2 separate regions of the Homo sapiens genome follow, and region 2 is linked to region 1. Evidence: read pairs that join two places in POLR2A ChIA-PET (ENCODE). Cell type or tissue: GM12878. All regions are shown on one strand. Links, peaks and the distances in the headings refer to the core of each region. The heading gives the core; the rest is flanking DNA.

Region 1 (2,500 bases), core at 1-2,500:
CCCATAATCTCAGCATTTTAGAAGGTCAAGGCGGGAGGATCCCTTGAGCCCACAAGTTCGAGACCAGCCTGGGCAACAAAGTAAGACTCTGTCTCTAAAAAATAAGTAGATAGATAGATAGATAGATAGATAGATAGATAGATAGATAGATAGATAGATAGATAGGCAGGCAGGCAGGCACTGTGGCACATGCCTGTTATCCCAGCTGGCAGGCACTGTGGCACATGCCTGTTATCCCAGCTGCATGAGAGGCTGAAGGGGGAGGACTGCTTGAGCCGAGGAGGCTGAGGCTACAGTGAGCCAAGATGGAACCATGCACTCCAGCCTGGGCAACAGAATGAGACCCTGTCTCAATCAATCAATCAAACAGGCCAATTTTGTCTTTCCTCTCAGAATCCCTGCATCTTACACTGTATATGGTGACCAGGGCTGGGATGGGGCTTCATAGGAAAAAGCCAAAGGATCCTGCAAGGCTTTGTCACCCAATAGTCCCCATGGAGGGCTGTCGCAATGATTAAGATGTGCTGCTGCCACTCACGTCACAGGCAGGAAGAGCCAGGGACACTGACACTACTGCACAAAGAACCGTCCTGTCCAGTAGGCCAAGCCACACAGTGGCCGACGCTAGGCTAAGACTATCTCGCCCTTTCAGCTGAGTGGCTATCTTTTGGAAAACAGATTGCAGTTCACAAAGTTCCATCTCCTTGCATTTCAACAAGTGGAACCAAAAAAACCTCCTAAACAAAACCCAGACCTCTTCAGCCACTGTGGCTAGACGTACAGGGGAACCTCTCGGCCCCAGTTTCCTCATCTATAAAATAAACATCCCCATGGGCTGGTGCCAGAGAGGCAGGAGAGGGGAATTCCATCAGCATGCGCTGAGTGCGGTGGACCTGGACCTCCATGGCAACTGCCATTAACTAGCTGGGGGCCCTTCAGCAAGTTACTACACCTCTCTGAGCTCCGGTTTCCTTATCTGCAAAATGAGGAAACAGACCTCACAGGGTTGGTGTTGAGAGAATTACAGACAATGACTGTGGGCATCCGGTAAATACTGGCAGAAGGAAGGGGCCACTCTGTGAGTGAACACTCAATACCAGCCTACAGACTGAAGGTATCCTTCATTTCATGGCATCCCCTGATGCCTGTGCCATGAGTGCACTCCTCAAGACCAAGAATGGACTCTGCTTAACCACACCCCAGCCCATCCTCTCTGCCTGAACAAGGTCTCAAATCTCAGGACAACCAGGGGTCCACACCACCCTGTGCCCAAAAGAGATTTCAGGATAGAAGGTGTCTGGAGGGTATACACTGAGGACATGACAACAGCTCACATTGGAAATTCTCAGCAGAGGAACTAACAGCCAAGCCTGGCCGCTGCTCTTTTGGAGTCTGAGTTCCTCAGTGTCTCAAGACTTTTCACACCAGAAGGATGTGGTGGATTAAGGCTCCTCCTTCCAGTTTCTGAGCACAAAACTGCAACGCAGGGAGCCCACTCATGTGAAACCAACGACAGCCCATCAGGGTCAAAGCCTCACGACGGAGAAGCCTTCAGCAGCAACACTCTACCTGCCAATCACTGCTGCAACTGAGAAGGGAAAAGGGCACCGGTACCACCGGAAAATGCCACTGGCTCAATTCTAATTGGAAGCTCCAGCAGATAGGGTGCAATGCAAAAGCATCTTTTCATAACTTTTTTTGAAAGAAAGATGGGGTCTTACTATGTTGCCCAGGTTGGCCTTGAACTCCTGGGCCCAAGCGATCCTCCCACCTCAGCCTCCTGAGTAGCTGGGACCACTGACACACACCACAGCACCTGGTTTAACTTTCTATTTTAAGTTAAAGTACTTCACTTGGTAAATACGATGCCTGAATCCACTTACTAGGGCTCTGAGACAGCAAGCCCAAACACTGTTAAATAAGATACCGAGCCTAACTCAGGAGCATCATGCTGAGTTCAGCACTAGAAGAGGAAGCTGCACAGAGCAATTGAAGCAGAGGGTGGAGAAGTGCGGGGTCTGAGCCAGTGGTAACAACTGCTTCCAAGCTGCAATGTGGTAAGAGCTCTTGAGACCAGAAACCCTGGGCTGCTGTTTTCAGCAGTCTGGTGTTTAAACAGAATGAGCCCCTTAAGACCACTCTCCTTGGGCAAGGGACTCTACATCTTGGAGTCTCAGAAGAAGGAACTAGCACCTGCCTTCCAGGCTGGTTGGGAAGTTAAATGAAACACCACCTATCATCCATCCATGTTAACAGAATAACCACAATAATAAGAGATAACACTCCTACTGCACTTACAACGTGCCAGGCATCGTCTACACTTTCCACACATAAACTCAGTCCTCACAATCATCACTACGTGCCAGGTGAATGGCAACCACCAGGGTTGTTGCCTTACAAGACACGTGACGACACAACTGAAAACCTAACACTAGAAAGTTGTAGGCAAAGGCTCCTGTTCACAAGCATCCAGAGATGTCAGAAACATGTGGGGTGACCA
Region 2 (16,110 bases), core at 1,917-4,416, 55 kb before region 1:
AGTGGCATGGTCTGCCAGGGAGAGAAAAGGTTTCCTGTGTTGTGAATTCTGCATGGAAAAAGCTACACAAAAGCAACTAACTCTTAGCCGCAGTCTCAAATGGAACCATATGAAGGAGGCACGTACCAGGTCGATCAGGTCGCTGAGGTTTTTCTCGATTTGCTGGGGAGGCAGGCGCCTCATTAGGTCCAAGGCACAGTCCAGCTGCTGATCACTCTGTGGAGGGAGAAATACAAGTGCGTCAGTCATTTTTGCCAGAAGGAATATCAAAAACTCCTTTTAAAAAGCATGCTTGCCCAAGGCATTCTAAAACCCAAAGAGCCACGCAGTGGGCCCTCCGCCAGGTCTCTGTGTGCCAGCAGCCTGGAGCGGGGGGCGACTGTGCAGGCTGTTTGCTCCCCTTTGACAGCAGTCTCTGTCTCAAGTGGGGGCATCCAAAAGACCCTGAAAGAAGTGGAAGCAGGCTGGAGACGTCAGAAAGCTCCCTCACCGGCTCCCCTGCTCCTGCTCAACAGGCCCTGGTGGCTGCAGATGTCGTGCCCCCCAGTTGGTTCCATGGTGAACACACTCCAGTAGCGGATTACTTTTGCCCTTTGTTGTAACCTGGGTGTAAACATCAGGTAACATCCCCAGGCCAGGTTCCTTGAGAAGCTCCAAGGGAGGGAGAAAAGCCAGGCAAAGAACAAGTGGCAAGATGCACACGGGGTTAAAAGTGCTTCATTCATTCAATAGAAACTTAGGACACTAAGACCTGAACCACACTACAGTCAAGAGCTCACTCCACCCAGCAAACTGGACTGCAAATGCAGTAAACTATGTCACTGCAGAGGCAAGGACTGGAAAGACAACCATTACTCTTGTTTATCAAGCACTCTTTTAAAAAATGTTTTTCATTTTTTAAAGATAGGGTCTTGCTGTGTCACCCAGGCTGGAGTGTAGTGGCATGATCTTGGCTCCCTACAACCCCCACTTTCCAGGCTCAAGTGATCCTCCCACCTCAGCCTCCAAAGTAGCTGGGACCACAGGTGCATGCCACCACACCTGGCTAATTTTGTAGTTTTTTTTGGGGGGGAGGGGGGGAACATGGGGTTTTGCCATATTGCCCAGGGTGGTCTTGAACTCCTGGGCTCAAGCAGTCGAACTGCCTTGGCCTCCCAAAGTGCCGGGATTACAAGCATGAGCCATCGTGCCCAGCCCAAGCACCTTTTTAAAGCTATGCATCCTGTGCTTCACCATACTCTCCTCACAGTACATATGCTGCAAATATTTACTCAGAGCCACCATGTGCCAGTCACCATAAACATATAAAAAATAAATAAATAAAGGGAGGGGGAGAGGAAGGGAACAGAGCGGAGGCAAGGCTGGTAAAATGCAAAGTAAATTCAATGCACAGTGGGTTCTAACACAGAAGGCTAGACCTCAGGAGATGAGACAAGAAATAAAGTGAGAAAGGTGGGCCAGGTACAAGGGTGAAGACCTGTGTATGCAACTCTTAGAAGTACAGGTGACTCCAAGTAAGGCAGATGGAGTCCCCAACACTACCCAAGCAGCCACTATCTGATTTGTATCTGGAATCTGCTCTGCTCAGACCAATTTCAGGATTTTTGGAAGGCCTAAATCAACAAGCTACAGTCTCATAAAATACACAAAGTAATCCTCAAAATGCCACATTTGGCCTTAACGAAATATAACTTTTGAATATTACCGTTTACACTCCAGGTCTGTTAACCACAAGTAGGCCGTGGGGCAAGGACCCACTTCATAGTCACCAGAGACATAACACATTATTAAGGAGAGTCAATTTCATTTTTTTAAAAAAAGATATTGACATGGCATATACAGCCAGCTGTTTTAAAAAAGAATGAAAGAAAAGAAAAAGCCTGTCCCTTGCTCAAGATGGCTATCAGTGACAGTTCATCCTGGAACACACAACGAACTGGCTCCCCTGCAAAGAGAAAAGAAAAACACCACACCAGAAATTCTACCACTTGTTTTGCTGAATGCCAGCAACCATGAATTCCCTACTTGTGCCACGCATTTCTATGCCAACATGTGTCAGCCAAGGCCACAGTGATGGGTTTGGCCCACTGGCATGAGAGGAAATTTTAACACCACGTCTTGGGCAGAACACACAGATAAGCTGATTCGACTCTAGAGAGACATATTCAATTCCCAATACTGCCATTCATTAACTTATGGCCTTGGGTGGGTTTCTTAATCTCTAGAAGTCTCTATTTATTTATCCATAAAATGGGAACACAGTATCTTCCTTAGAGAGTGACAATAATTTAGTAATGCATGTGGAACATTTAATACACAGTAGTATGTGTTTAATGATTGGGGATATTGAGTGCATACAAATAAACATACAGCTTTTAAATCTTTTTAAAAATTTTAAATGATTCCCCTGCCCAACCTCCCCGCCCCTCAACCCAGCCCTGGATCTCTCTCTCTCTCTCTTGCTCCCCTTAAACTAGAGCTAATGTTCAAACTCAATACAAAGCTACGTATTCTCTTGGCCAAGCAAGAATAGAAAACCCTAAATGATTCAAGTCAAACTCGTTAAAAGGTATAAACTAGTATTTCTCAACTAGGGATGATTTTGCACACGTGCACACACATACACACACACCTCCAACAACCCTGCCAGGAGACATCTGGCAATGTATGGAGACATTTTTGTCACAACTGGGAGAGAAGAAACTACTGACATCTAATGGGTAGGGGCCAGGGATGCTTCTAAACATCCCAAAACGCGATACACAGCCTCCCCACAACAAAGAATCACCCGGCCCAAACGTTAATAGAGTTAAGGCTGAGAAGCCCTGGGCGAAAAATAATTGGTTTGGGGGCTGCAGATTCCCAGAATCTGATTGACAATAAAGTCCCCCTCAGGAAGACTGCACATGCAGGCAAACGTTTTATATATAATTCTAATTTAAAGACCACACATACACTTTGGGAGGCCAAGGCGGGCGGATCATGAGGTCAGGAGATTGAGACCATCCTGGCTAACGTGGTGAATCCCCGTCTCTACTAAAAATACAAAAAAATTAGCCGGGCGTGGTGGCGGGCGCCTGTAGTTCCAGCAACTCGGGAGGCTGAGGCAGGAGAATGGCATGAACCCGGGAGGCAGAGCTTGCAGTGAGCCCAGATCACTCCAGCCTGGGCGACAGAGCGAGACTCCATCTCAAAAACAACAACAACAACAACAACAACAACAACAAACCCACACATAACCCCTAAAAATTTCTGGTCTTCAGAAAGTATCTCAACTAGATATTAGCAATCCTCCTTATAAATGAAAAGCAAATTAAGATATAAGTAAGCCTGTCTAATTTGAAACGGTGATCCAGACAGAACACAGAAGGGATTAACTAGAAAACTGAGCAGTGTTATCTAGGAAAAGACCTAAGTTGACCAGAGAAGCTCAAGGTGAAAGACACTGTTTTAACCCTTCTTCGGTGCCTGTTCACAAGCCCAGTTCCAATATGCTGATCACATCCCCACCCCGCAAGGGGCCGGACAGTCCTCTGTAGACCTGTATCTAGTTGACAGCACTAGAATACTACTACAAAAGGATCTGACTCATATTTTGCATTAATCCCAATTAATCTTAATTGGAAATGTTTCACTACAAATTTCTAAGGTTAAGGATGTTTAACTATCATTCAATGAGGAAATGACTAAATGCTTCCCATAAGTGAAGCAACATGGGAAAGCTTAATGACAGCTTTTAAGACGTTAAAATTAGAGTTAACTGGAGCCATTTGCTTGGGAGTCATCCCAAACCCTAAGGGGTCCAAACAGGAAACGGTACCGGAGAATGAAGCAGATGTGGATGACCTTCAGCTACAAGCAACAACGTAAGTGACCCAGGAAATGGAACGATGGGGACAGAGGGAGGGGGCTAGTCCCAGGGGCCTCCCTAGGATGCTGTCACTTTTATATAAAGCTCAATAACAAGCAATAGTGAACATTCTTTTTTTTTTTTTTTTTTTTTTTTTAAAGATAGGCTCTCACTCTGTCGCCCAGGCTGGACTGTAGTGGCACAAGCTCAGCTCACTGCAACCTCTGTCTCCTGGGCTCAAGCTATCCTCCCATCTCAGCCTCCTAAGTAGCTTGGATTACAGGCACACACCACCATGCCTGGTTAATTTTTGTTTTTCTTGAGACAGGGTCTCACTTTGTTACCCAGGCTGGAGTATAGTAGCACAATGTCGGCTCACTGTAGCCTCCACCTCCCAGGCTCAAGCCATCCTCCCACCTCAGCCCTCCAAGTAGCTGGGGGGCCACCATGCCTGGCTAATTTTTTGTAGTTTGGTAGAGATGGGGTTTCACCATGCTGCCCAGGATGGTCTCAAACGCTTGACCTCAAGCGATCCGCCCACCTCGGCCTCCCAAAGTGCTGGGATTACAGGCATGAGCCACCATGCCCAGCCAATTTTTCTATTTTTTGTAGAGATGGGGTTTTGCTATGTTGCCCAGGCTGGTCTCAAAGTCCTGAGCTCAAGCGATCCATCTGCCTCAGCCTCCCAAAGTGCTGGGTTTGCAGGCGTGAGCCACTGCACCTGGCCATGAACACTCTTATTATTTAGACACGTGTTTTAGACTAATATAACAAGGCTTTTTTTTTTCTTTAAGCCAAGACAAAGGTATGATAAATACAACATTTAAGAAGAGTAGAAGAGCAGTTCTAGGGAAGCCATGAGGGGAAGATGAAAGCTATACTGTCTAGGTCTCACATGGAATGGCAGGTTCAAGGGTATTCATCATCAACGTGATGCTTAAGTTATGATTATCAGATATCTAAACTTTTTTTAAAGGTAATAGAAAAAACTACAAGTATGCAGGGAGTGGTGGTGCGTGCCTGTAGTTCCGGCTACTCGGGAAGCTGAGGCAGGAGGATCGTTCAAGCCCAGGAGTTCTGGGTTGTAGTGTGCTATGCCCATCAGGTGTCCGCACTAAGTTTGGCATCAATATGGTGACTTCCTGGGAGCAGGGAACCACCAGGTTGCCTAAGGAGGGGTGAACCGGCCCAGGACAGAAACGGAGCAGGTCAAAAAATACAAGGAAGAGCAAGTAAAGAGAGGGCTTAGGACTCAGGAGTCCAGGGTCCAAGGTATGCCCTGTCACTAGACGTCTGTGTGCTTTGGACTGCTCACTTAACCTCGTGGCCTGGGATTTGGCCCAGATGAACTCTAAGACTCCTTCTAGATGGAGTGCCCTCTATCCTACTGCGAGAGCAGACATGCCTAACCGCCACACCCTTCAAAACAAGACCATCATCCTGGATTTGGCCGCTTGCAGGCCAGCAACTGGGCTACAGTTCAACAACTGTGCACTGAGTGCCAACCCTGGGCCAGGCCCTGAATCCGGCCCAACAAATGAGACCCAGTCCCAAGCCTCAAGGAACCAATTGTCCATAAAACAGCAAATAACCACAAGGTCGTGTGGTGTGTACAATGATGAGACAGAGAAGGTACAAAGAGACAAGGCACAGTTCACAATACACTGATTTGTACTTCTTTGTGTCAATTATTTTCCTAGGACTTCCCTCCCTCACATGGCTACAAAATAAACAGAAGGCCAGTCAGGGGAAGTAAACTGTCACCTGGTGGCTAAGAGCTCTCCACAGGCCAGCTCCTTCAAAACTCTGACTGGTCCAGGCACCTCCTTCATACAATGAGCTTCACCAGTTCCACCACCCAATGGTGTGTTCCAGGTGGAAAGGTAAATAGTAAAAGAAGGACCATTTCTCCTTATCCTCTGGAATTCTCTGTCCATTCAATTAATCATCTGATCATTATGTGAGTGTTTCCTAGGTAACAAGCACTGTTTCTGATGCTGAGTGGTGAACATAAAAGTCTCTGCTCCTCATGGAGCTTATGGTGCAGTCAAAATCAGTGTGGAAAAAAAAAATCAAGGAAGAGTCCTTGTTAGGATGTCAAATAATAAGGAGGGGAGTTACCCCATTTTAAGCTGGCAAGGCTCCAAGGGGTAGGTTTAGGGGGTTTTTTGTGTTATTTTCTTATTTTGGTATATAAACTGAGATAAGAAATATTTCACCTCCTGTTTTCACATGATTTAAAGAAAAAGCATAAAATTGCTTAAATCACCCTGCAATAAATAAAACCACCATTAATACGGACTAAAACAATTTTTCAGAATAAGAAATCAGTCAAATAAAACCCCACCATCTAAATATCTGCTACAGTGTTCAGACATCCGACGGTATTATGAAATCATCTGCATACAGGAAAACTTGGCCTACTAGGCAAACTCCAGGGCAAAGTCTGATTTGGAAACCATCAAGTGAGATGTAACCAGTACCTACACTCCAAGTTTGGTAGAGTAAACACACCATCTACAACAATGTCAATGTCAGAGTACAGGTGCCCACTAAGTAGGGCAGGGAGCCCCAGAAGATGTCTCAGAATGGGGCCACAGGAGCAGGTTAGCCCTGGATAAGCAGGTGTGCCTTTCCAGGCAGCAGGTGCAGCAGGCTAAGGAGAGGTGAGCCAGGTGCGTGGAGGAGGAGGTGGGGAACCATGGGGCATGGCCTGGGGAGGTGACTGGGGCCTTGTCACAAGAGCCAGATCACACCCAAACTACTCAGGGGGCAGCTATGCTGGCCCGAGGAGCTAGGCTCAGAATCTCACTTCTCCCCGCAGTTTTTTGCTCCTGTCCAGTTTATAGGTAAGGCATCTGTGCCACATTCTTTAAAATCCACTTTTCTGTGAAGGTTTTGGAGCCCCTAGAGATTTTTCCACAGGGGAATGACGACTGCTGTTGTGACTTAGAAGGCGAAGCAGATTATATTTTCCAAAAATGACCATAACAAGCAGTCCCATCCCACATGCTCCTCTTGCAGCGTGACTGTGACACTCCTCCCACTTGTGGTGGGGCGGGGGGGGGCTGTGTCCCCTCCGCCTTGGAACCGGAGGAGCTTTTGTAACTTTTTATCATCAGAGCCCAGCACAAATGATGCCCTATGACTTGTGAGCCCACAAGAGACAACGCGGCTTCTCCCTGCCTGCTAAACACACAGGCCTGGAGCCCACTCAACTGCCCCGAGGCCACCCTGTGCAGAAGACTTCCTGAGACTCCATGGACAGAGGGAGGCCCACTGAGCCCCCAGGTGCTCCAGGCTCCCACTGTTCCAGCTTCAGCTATCTGACTGCAATAGTATGAGACCCCAAGCCAGAACCACCCAGCCAAGGCCCTCCTGAACTCCTGACCCACAGAAACCATCAGAGACAATGAAATGAATTGTTCCTTTAAGTCACTAGGTTTCGGGATGGTTTTGTTAGACAGCAACAGTAAATGACACAGAAGGATTTGTCTGGTGACCTTGGGGAGACAGCCTGACCAGAGACGAAACTGGGGACAGAAGAGCTAGCAGAGGAGCCTCTACAGCAACCAGGTCTCTGGCTGGATGGCCAGAGAGGAGGAGAGCCAAAGACTTTAAGGTCACAACAGATAGGACGAGGTCAGTTACTGGAAATGGGAAGAAGCCCAAGGAGCCTGAGATGACTACGTTTCCTAGCTGGGGCCAACTGCTAGAGGATGGTGCCACAGCCTCACCGGAGTGTGTACGTTTTGTGTGTGCTTTTAAAACCCACTGTTTTTAATTTCAAAGACAGGCACAGGCAGTAACTCAAATTGCTAATGCTTGCAAGCAGAGGTCCTGCTTGGCCTGCTGTAGTGGCTGGTTAAGGCAGATTTGTGCTTAACAGCATCTGTCTGTACATAAACAACCAACCAAAGCTTCAAGGCCTTCAGAGTTTGTTCTTAAGTTCATCAAGACCTTCACTCGTTTACATTCCCGAGAGGCTTAGCAAATAACTTCATAGACAGCACAAAGGTAAACTCTGCTGGCGCCCAGAATGACTTACCACAAATTTATGGAGTCTCACTTAACCATGGTTTGTCTTGTATAATCCGTGACCCAATAAGCAACTTTGTTTAAACGTCGAATCTGTTTTCTGCCATGTGGCCCGGGAACAGTTTGTGCTGGGGGCGATTTGGAGAAGGAATCCTGGGCCGGCCCAGCCGACCACTCATCTTTAGGTCACTCTGGAAAACTGCACATTTTGGATTAATAAAAAGAAAAGTGCTTCCTCCACTGCCTGAGTGTCCTCTGGGATGTGACAATAGCTGTGCAGGAGGGAGATGCCTCAACCACAAACACACGAATACTCCTTGGATGACTTTCTGTTCCCATGGGAAAATCCAATACCCTCGCTGTCAAGGGAATCACAGCCACGACAGAAGTCCACTTGGCGGACCAAGCCTTCTTCAACCTTTTGGGGTCTGCTGTCTACCATCATAGCCAAGTCAATGTCATCTTTTTAAATTGAGGTTTTTTTGTTTGTTTTGTTTTTTAAAAACCATGCAACATAAAAGTAACCATTCTAGTCCTACTCTGACCATAGAGACAAACACAAAACCCTGGGAGATGGCAGGGCAACATGAAGGAAGAGGCTGGCTCTGTGGATGACCCACCAGCCAGAATGGGTGACCTGTTGTTATATGAGAAATAAACTCCTATCTCATCTGAGGAATAAAATGTAACCATTTTAGGGCTGGACATAGTGGCTCACGCCTGTAATCCCAGCACTTTGGGAGGTGGAGGCGGGTGGATCACTTGAGGTCAGGAGTTCAAGACCAGCATGGCCAACATGGTGAAACCCCACCTCTACTAAAAATACAAAAATTAGCAGGGCGTGGTGGCAGATGCCTGTAATCCCAGCTACACGGGAGGCTGAGGCAGGAGAATCACTTGAAACTGGAAGGCGAAGGTTGCAGTGAGCTGAGATCATGCCACTGCACTCCAGCCTGGGTGACAGAGTGAGACTGTCCCACACCCTCCCCCCACCTGCCAAAAAAAAAAAGAAAAAGAAAAATAAGCCATTTTAAAGTGAACAATTCAGTGGCTATGTTAAGGTCATTTGGATTACCGTGAAAACATAACTGCTTTATGTGTCTCTCTCTTTTTTCTTTTATAAACAAGTCTCTCCTTTAAAAAAATTCTGTTGGGATCACAGAAATTAGATCTGGACTGACATCTCAATTTCATCTGAGTCCTGCTCCTTCATTTGACGATGCATAATGAGGTCCAGCGCAAGTTTTGCCAGGTTGCACAGATAGAGGCAAAATCCGCACCTAAACCTGGATCTTCTTCGTGTTTTGAGGCCTGGCTCTGCCCCGAGCCCTTCTCCCCCGTGAGTCTTTCATCCAGGGACTGTGTAAGTGACTGGCAGACACAACCGAACAGTGAGATGAGATTCTCACCCTCAAGGAGCTGTGACCTAAGGTAGAGGACAGCCAGAAAAAAAAAGCAGGAAAGAACTACACCATCCTCCTACATTCAACGCCCAGCATCCCAGCTACCCCATTATTTTCGAGGACTGGTCCTCCCAGTGATTTGTCCAGGTCATCAAGGTATCAACTTTTTAAAAAAATTCTAGAAGACAGCAATCTCTCTAAAATGTATTACCTGCTCTACATTTTTACACAATGCAAATGATCACAGGACAATGCAATGAACACAGCTAAACCATTTCTCATTAGCCTAAGGACAGTGTATGAGTAGCCACTCTTGGAACAGCACCCTGTGTCTGCTTTTTACATTTATCTGCTTCTTCTGCCAGGCTGTCAGCTACACTTCCTCAACTAATATGTTGCTTCTAATCTGCTATGAGGTTGAGAACCCAGAAAATTAGAAATCTGCTCTCATTTCAAACAAAAAAAAAAAAGAAACTCTGAGAGAAGGAATAAATCAGGTTGATAACTTGGGGTCCAGAGTCACAGCCCACAAATAGTTTGTAAGTACCTTGACACTATATGAAGATTACTTCTTCCTTTTCTTGAAGAAGTTCAAGACTCTAAAGGCAGAGATACGATATACTAATAATTCCTACTTTCCCATACAACCTGCATAAGCAAGTCACCACCTCATCCCTTGGAACCTCAGTCTTCTTTAAAACCTGGGTCCGACGGTACTGTCTACCTCACGGGCCACTGGGAATGAGGTACCACGTCTGGGCCATAAGGGCACCGCCCACAGAGCATCCTCCATAAAGGGTAGGAACTCTCCCAGAGAGTAAAGCACATGGCTTATCTGCCAGGACTTTTACATAACATTTTTTAGGTGCTAGAGGGTCCTTTCTGCCTGGATTTTTCCCTCACTTGACACAGGTTTTCCATTCAGGCTGCCAGGAGTCTCTAGAAAGGTAGGCGGAGTGTTATGTCAGTTTCCAAGTCATTAAGCACCCACAAAGGAGGGCAGGCTTGCACAGCACTCACTCCACACAACCGCCCCTGCCCTGAGTACGACGGAGCACATGGCTTCCCTAAAGCCACAAGGAGAAGAGAGGCAGGGACAGTGAGAGCTGAAGGAATTCCACATGTGTCCATGGAAGATCACCTTCCCTTTGTTTTCCTGCACTCTAGTAACTCCCTCATGCAGCTTGCTTTCTGAAGCCCTCTGCTCCATTTCCCCAGCCCAGGACAGCATCAAGAAATATTTCCACCATCTCATCTATTTGAACCTTCTCCCTATTTACTGGTGCTCCCAACCCCATCTGAGGCCATCGAAACCAGACAACTGTGGCAGCACTAGCAGAGTCCCCAAACTACCCTGACACCCTCCCTGGCAAGGAAAATTTCCACGCGCCTCTCCCTGGCATATTTATTCCAGAGGAAAACTTAGCAACCTACACACTACACACAGGCTCTGTGTCAAACTCTACAACAGCCATCAGTTGATCTTTCCCTTACACATCCCTCCAGGAAGTGAAATATCCGAAATGAGTCATACTCAGGAGTCGGAGCTATACTTCCACTGTAGTTTTTTTGGATAACCAATTCACTGTTTACACTCCAAAACCTCTAATTGCTGAACACAGAACAGTTCCTTTGCAGAGATCAAAGCTTACCTGGTGAACCTGGCGAAATGACAAAAATTCTCCAAAAGGAGTTAGCCATCCAGAGTGCCAGAGGAGGGTGGCTGTACAAGCACATTTTAATTGGCAAAGCAGAGTCGCTGCCCAGCAAGGAAGAGTATGCAGGGGTTTATTCTGCTGCTCTTCTATTTCCCCTTTAAGGCATATATCTCTTACCCCTGCACCCACCAACTTTAGTCACTCCTAGCACACAGCTGGCGGCCGCCCACCCGCACCCGCACCTGCACCCGCACCTCAGAGAGCTTGCTGATCCCTGAGCCGTGCACTGAAGCTTCCAAGCAGCTCTACCTAAAGGCAAGCACTGCCTGCTTTTTACAACATATACAATGGGCTAACCTGATGCACAGAAAAACCCTGGGTCACATGACAACCAACAAACTCATTGCTCAGGATGGCTCTCCGCCACGTTTCTCAGGCACTGTGCTTGGCTCTGCTGGCCAACTGAGTGAGCTGGAGCATTTTCTCTTGGGTGTGCATACCCCTCCACCTGTCCAACTTTAAAACACAGAATCAACAGGGATGTTACACTAAAGGGGACCCTAGAAACCATATAAACGGTGGAAAATTGAGGCCTGGACTGACCCATAACAAATGAGACATCACATAATGGCAAATGAACCATGACCAGAAAACAAATCTCTTTAGTACACAGTTTAGCGCTTCTGCTTATACAGGTTGAACAGCCCTAACCCAAAAATCCAAATCCCAAACTTTTTGAGCGAAGACATGAGGCTCCAACGAGCATATCAGACTTTCGGATTAGGAATGGTCAACCAGTAAGTTCTGCAAATATTCAAAATCTGAAAAGAATCCAAAGAAGTCTCAAATCCAAAATGCTTCTGGTCCCAAGCATTTCGGATAAGAAACCTGTAGTTTAATCATCAGTCAAAATTTAAGAATAGAGTTGATTTTGGGCCGGGCACGGTGGCTCATGCCTGTAATCCCAGCACTTTGGGAGGCCAAGGTGGGTGGAGATCAGGAGATCAAGACCATCTGGCCGAGGTCAGCAGATCAAGACCATCCTGGCTAACACGGTGAAACCCCGTCTCTACTAAAAATACAAAAAATCAGCTGGGCGTGGTGGCGGGCGCCTGTAGTCCCAGCTACTTGGGAGGCTGAGGCAGGAGAATGGCGTGAACCCAGGAGGCGGAGCTTGCAGTGAGCCGAGATTGCACCACTGCACACCAGCCTGGGTGACAGAGTGAGACTCCGTCTCAAAAAATAAAAAATAAAAAATAAAAAATAAAAAAAAAGAATACAGTTGATTTTATCCAAGAAAATACTACTTCGGGCTGCAAGCAATGGCTTACACCTGTAATCCTAGCACTTTGGGAGGCAGAGGTAGGCAGATCACTTGACCCCAGTAGTTCAAGACCAGCCTGGGAAACACAGCGAGACCCCGTCTCTACAAAAAACTTTTTAAATTAGCCAGGTGTGGTGGTGCATGCCTGTAGTCCCAGCTACTCGGGAGGCTGGGGCGGAAAGATCACCTGAGGTTGAGGCTGCCCAGTCTGCATAACAGAATGAGATCCTGTCTCAAAAAAAAAAAAAAAAAAAAAAAGAAAAAAAAAGAAAATACGCTTTGACTCTTTTGAATAAAATTCTACATTATTAGCATTAACAATGGCAGTATTAAGAATATTTATATATTGTCCAGACTGGGCACACTGGCTCACATTTGTAATCCCAGCACTTTGGGAGGTCGAGGTAGGCAGATCATTGAGGCCAGGAGTTCAAGACTAGCCTGGAGAACATGGCAAAACCCCATCTCCATCCAAAATACAAAAATTAGCCAGGCGTGGTGGTGTATGCCTGTAGTCCTAGCTACCCAGGAGGCTGAGGTATGAGAATCACTTGAACCTAGGTGGCCGAGTTTGCAGTGAGCTGAGATAGCACCACCGCACTCCAGCCTGGGTGATAAGGTGAGACCCTCTCTCAAAAAAAATTTGAAAAAAAGAATACTTATATATTGTCCAGATAATTTTATTTTTATTTTTAAGTGAATTGATCTTTATTAAGAATACTAGGTATCCAAAAGGCAAACCAATTTCAAACGCAAAAGGGAAGGAAACTAACAACTGCTAAGGGTGGCCCGGCATGGGCCAGGCGCTGCACCCTGTGGGTTTCAGGAGAGCCTCACAACAGCTGCAGGAGGTGGCTCTTGGGTACCCCAGTTTCACAGATAAGTAAAATGAGGCCCTGAAGGGTTAGGTGACTTGCCCCAGAGCACTGAATGACACAGAAGGACATAACACAGGTCCCCTCCCATGCCCAAACATTCTCCAAAGAATGTTAAACACTCCCAATGAAATAAAATTAATTTCTAACGACTTGTAGGGAACAACTTGCAAGCTCACAAAATCAGATAGGGGCAATGAGTCTCTTCTCCCGGGATGAACAAATTATGGACAATGTCATCTACTACCAAATTCTGAAATCTGTCACCGTGGATTACAGACGGTATTCTCACAAACACTATCCCTGGCAGGTGGATTTGTCGAAAACAAGAAAGCCTCTCCCACACAGTTTCTCTGGTTGACGGTTTCCTGGACCCCTTGAGAAGATCTGCAAGGCGCCATCACCTTGTGTCTGATCATTAATGTTTCACAGATGTCTACAGCTGCTGCCTCCACATGATCCTGGCTGGTTTCATGTAACAAGCGACTAATCCCTGCACTTTGTCAACTGGCAGTTAGACACATAATTATGGGCAATCCTGAGACGTCTTCAAGGGATGCCGTACATGTTGTCCATTTCCCACTCAATGGCACGAGAAATTCAAGAAGCCTTTCACAAAAGTGGAAGCTGAGTAAAGCAGGGTGCTCCTGTCTTCCAAATAACAGTTAAAAGAAAAAACAATTCAGAAAAATGTCGACCACGTGTTCACTGACGAAGGCTAAGAAAAGTAAACTCCTTTTTTCATAGCAGAAGCAGCCAATTCACATAAACCAAACAGATTTATAAGATGGCCTAGATGAAATCTATAATATTTGGACACAGGTTTACTCCAACAAAACCCTGCACATGGCTTCCAAAGACATCGGGGAGAAGCTTCAGTCCAACCTGCAAACAGCACAAACGGGCATGTCTGGATGGGAAAGCAAAAAGGTTTAAAGGATCTGGAAAAAACGAAGGCTCCATCAATCCAAATATTTTATCTAGAAGGGGGTGGTGCTGCTTTTTTGACTTATGTCCAAAAGGAAGCTTGAGGAAAAGAACACAGTGCTTATTGATCCAACAAACCACTTGGGCTATTTCTTCCCTGGGCTCTTGGGCTCCAATTTCAGATGCCTGTGTGTGACTCAATATGGAAGACTCTATCAAATCTCTATTTGTCCCTGTCGGCCTTCCCCATCCAGCTCAAGGGTAACTCTATTACAGCACCACGCTCTACACTGACACCATGGGCCCAGCACTGCAGAGCACAACAGAATTCTGCAACAACTGGCCCTCTGGCTCCCCTAAATAGATCACCAAAGTTTTAAACATATTTTAGTGACAGAAATGTACAATGCAACACTCTACCCACCCATGATACCTTTGCAAACTTAACCCAAGACCTGTCATAACGTTGCCCTCTTCCAATTAATGTCAGGACCCACTGGGTAGGGAGATGCCTGAAACATGACATCCTTTGGGCTTCGATTTTCCAGACCAAAGACAGAGTCCTTGAAGGTCTGCAGCTGGCAGAAAGACCTTGGAAGTAAGACAGACAAGAGTTCAAAGCCCATACTCGCCATTTCCTAGCAATTAAGGTCTGAATAATTCCTTCACCTCTCTGAGCCTCGATTCCTTCATCTGTTTAGCGGCAATAATAATCAAACCTATCTTACAGGGTTATTTTGAGAACAATATCACAAAATATGTGTAAAGAAAGTAGCATAGTTCCTAAAACAACAAATATTCAATTAAATAAAAAAAAAACAAAAACAGGCATTGGCTGGGCATGGTGGCTCACATCTATAATCCTAGCACTTTGGGAAGCTGAGGCAAGAGGACAGCTTGAGGCCAGGAGTTTGAGACCAACCTGACCAACAGAGTAAGCCTTTTTTTTTTTTAAGGGTTAAAAAAATACAAAACAGGTATTATCACCATCTTCTTATACAGAACTTCATTTCAGAAAACATAAGATTATAATGTTTCTAGCCAACGCAGTGGCTCATGCCTGGAACCCCAGCACTTTGGGAGGCCGAAATGGGAGGATCACTTGAGCCTAGGAGTTCAAACCAGCTTGGGCAACACGGTAAAACCCCGTCTCTACAAAAAATACAAAAATTAACTGGGCATGCCTGTAGTCCCAGCTATTTGGGAGGCTGAGGTGGGAGGACAGATTGAGCCTGGGAGGTCGTGGCTGCAGTGAGCCACGATTGTGCCACTGCACTCCAGCCTGGGGGACAAAACACCCAAAAGGCAGGAGAGTGGGTAGCCACAGAACAAGGGGCCTGATAATCAAGTCAGTCAAAAAGTTTTTTTTTTCCTTTCTGTCTCAAAGGAAAAAAAAAAACACACTCATTATAATATGGAATTAAACATATACACGCACACTCTCACTTATGTAAGTTAACATTCCCTAAAGGCATGAGAGTGGGTAGCCCCGGAACATGGGGCCTGAAAATCAAATCAGTCAAGGCCGCTCCTTTTTGGTTCTTTTGGGTAAGCCAAAATGATCTTTACTAGTGGAAACATTATTCCTCCATCAACAGACAAGTTTCCTGAGAGCTGGTGAACATCTTGCCAACAAGACATATTTCGCAAGCTCAAAACCTTTCTTTCCATCCCCAATCAAACGCTGAGTGTTATGTCTCAAGAAGAAAGCTGGCTGAGGAAGGAGCTTAACATCCTTCCATGAGCAAAAAGAATTAAAGAAAGGGAAGCAACAAGTTCCAGTTCCAAAATAGCTTTTTGATAACTAGGAACTAAGCCCAGCCCTGGACAGTATTACTGACTCTCACCACCACCTAAAGCAGGCTCTGCCAAACACAGCACAACAACCAACTGCTACTAACAACTTTCACTAAGCAGGTAGTGCACGGCAGGCGCTGACTTAGGGCTTAAAACACAGCTATAATAGTAATAGCTAAAACTTATTAAGCCATTCTTCTAAGTGCTTTATATGCCAATATCTCATGTAATCTTAAAA

Evidence for each region. ChIA-PET counts read pairs that join two places held together with the same protein. Peaks named below come from ENCODE experiments on the same cell type or tissue, not always from the same donor. Only the 100,000 strongest peaks of a DNase experiment are listed, where the experiment ranks them.
Region 2: POLR2A ChIA-PET joins it to region 1 with 9 read pairs; 12 of 35 experiments call an interaction of 5 or more read pairs at or near these places.

What each region holds. Positions count from the first base shown.
Region 1 is chr1:19,476,063-19,478,562 of GRCh38, forward strand. All of the region lies in intron 1 of CAPZB (capping actin protein of muscle Z-line subunit beta), which reads right to left. Among named protein-coding and RNA genes, the nearest start is that of CAPZB, 8.2 kb to the right of the region's middle. RefSeq lists an enhancer at 1,624-1,723. In GM12878, for the core only: no CTCF peak of the experiment used is centred there; DNase peaks (open chromatin) are centred at 989 and 1,469; H3K4me3 peaks cover 2,204 bases; H3K27ac peaks cover 2,437 bases.
Region 2 is chr1:19,419,535-19,435,644 of GRCh38, forward strand. It overlaps CAPZB (capping actin protein of muscle Z-line subunit beta), which reads right to left. Exons shown (of 9, transcript NM_004930.5): 2 at 127-216. It also overlaps the pseudogene RN7SL277P. Among named protein-coding and RNA genes, the nearest start is that of CAPZB, 58 kb to the right of the region's middle. RefSeq lists enhancers at 1-410, 10,843-11,731 and a silencer at 7,701-7,995. In GM12878, for the core only: no CTCF peak of the experiment used is centred there; no DNase peak of the experiment used is centred there.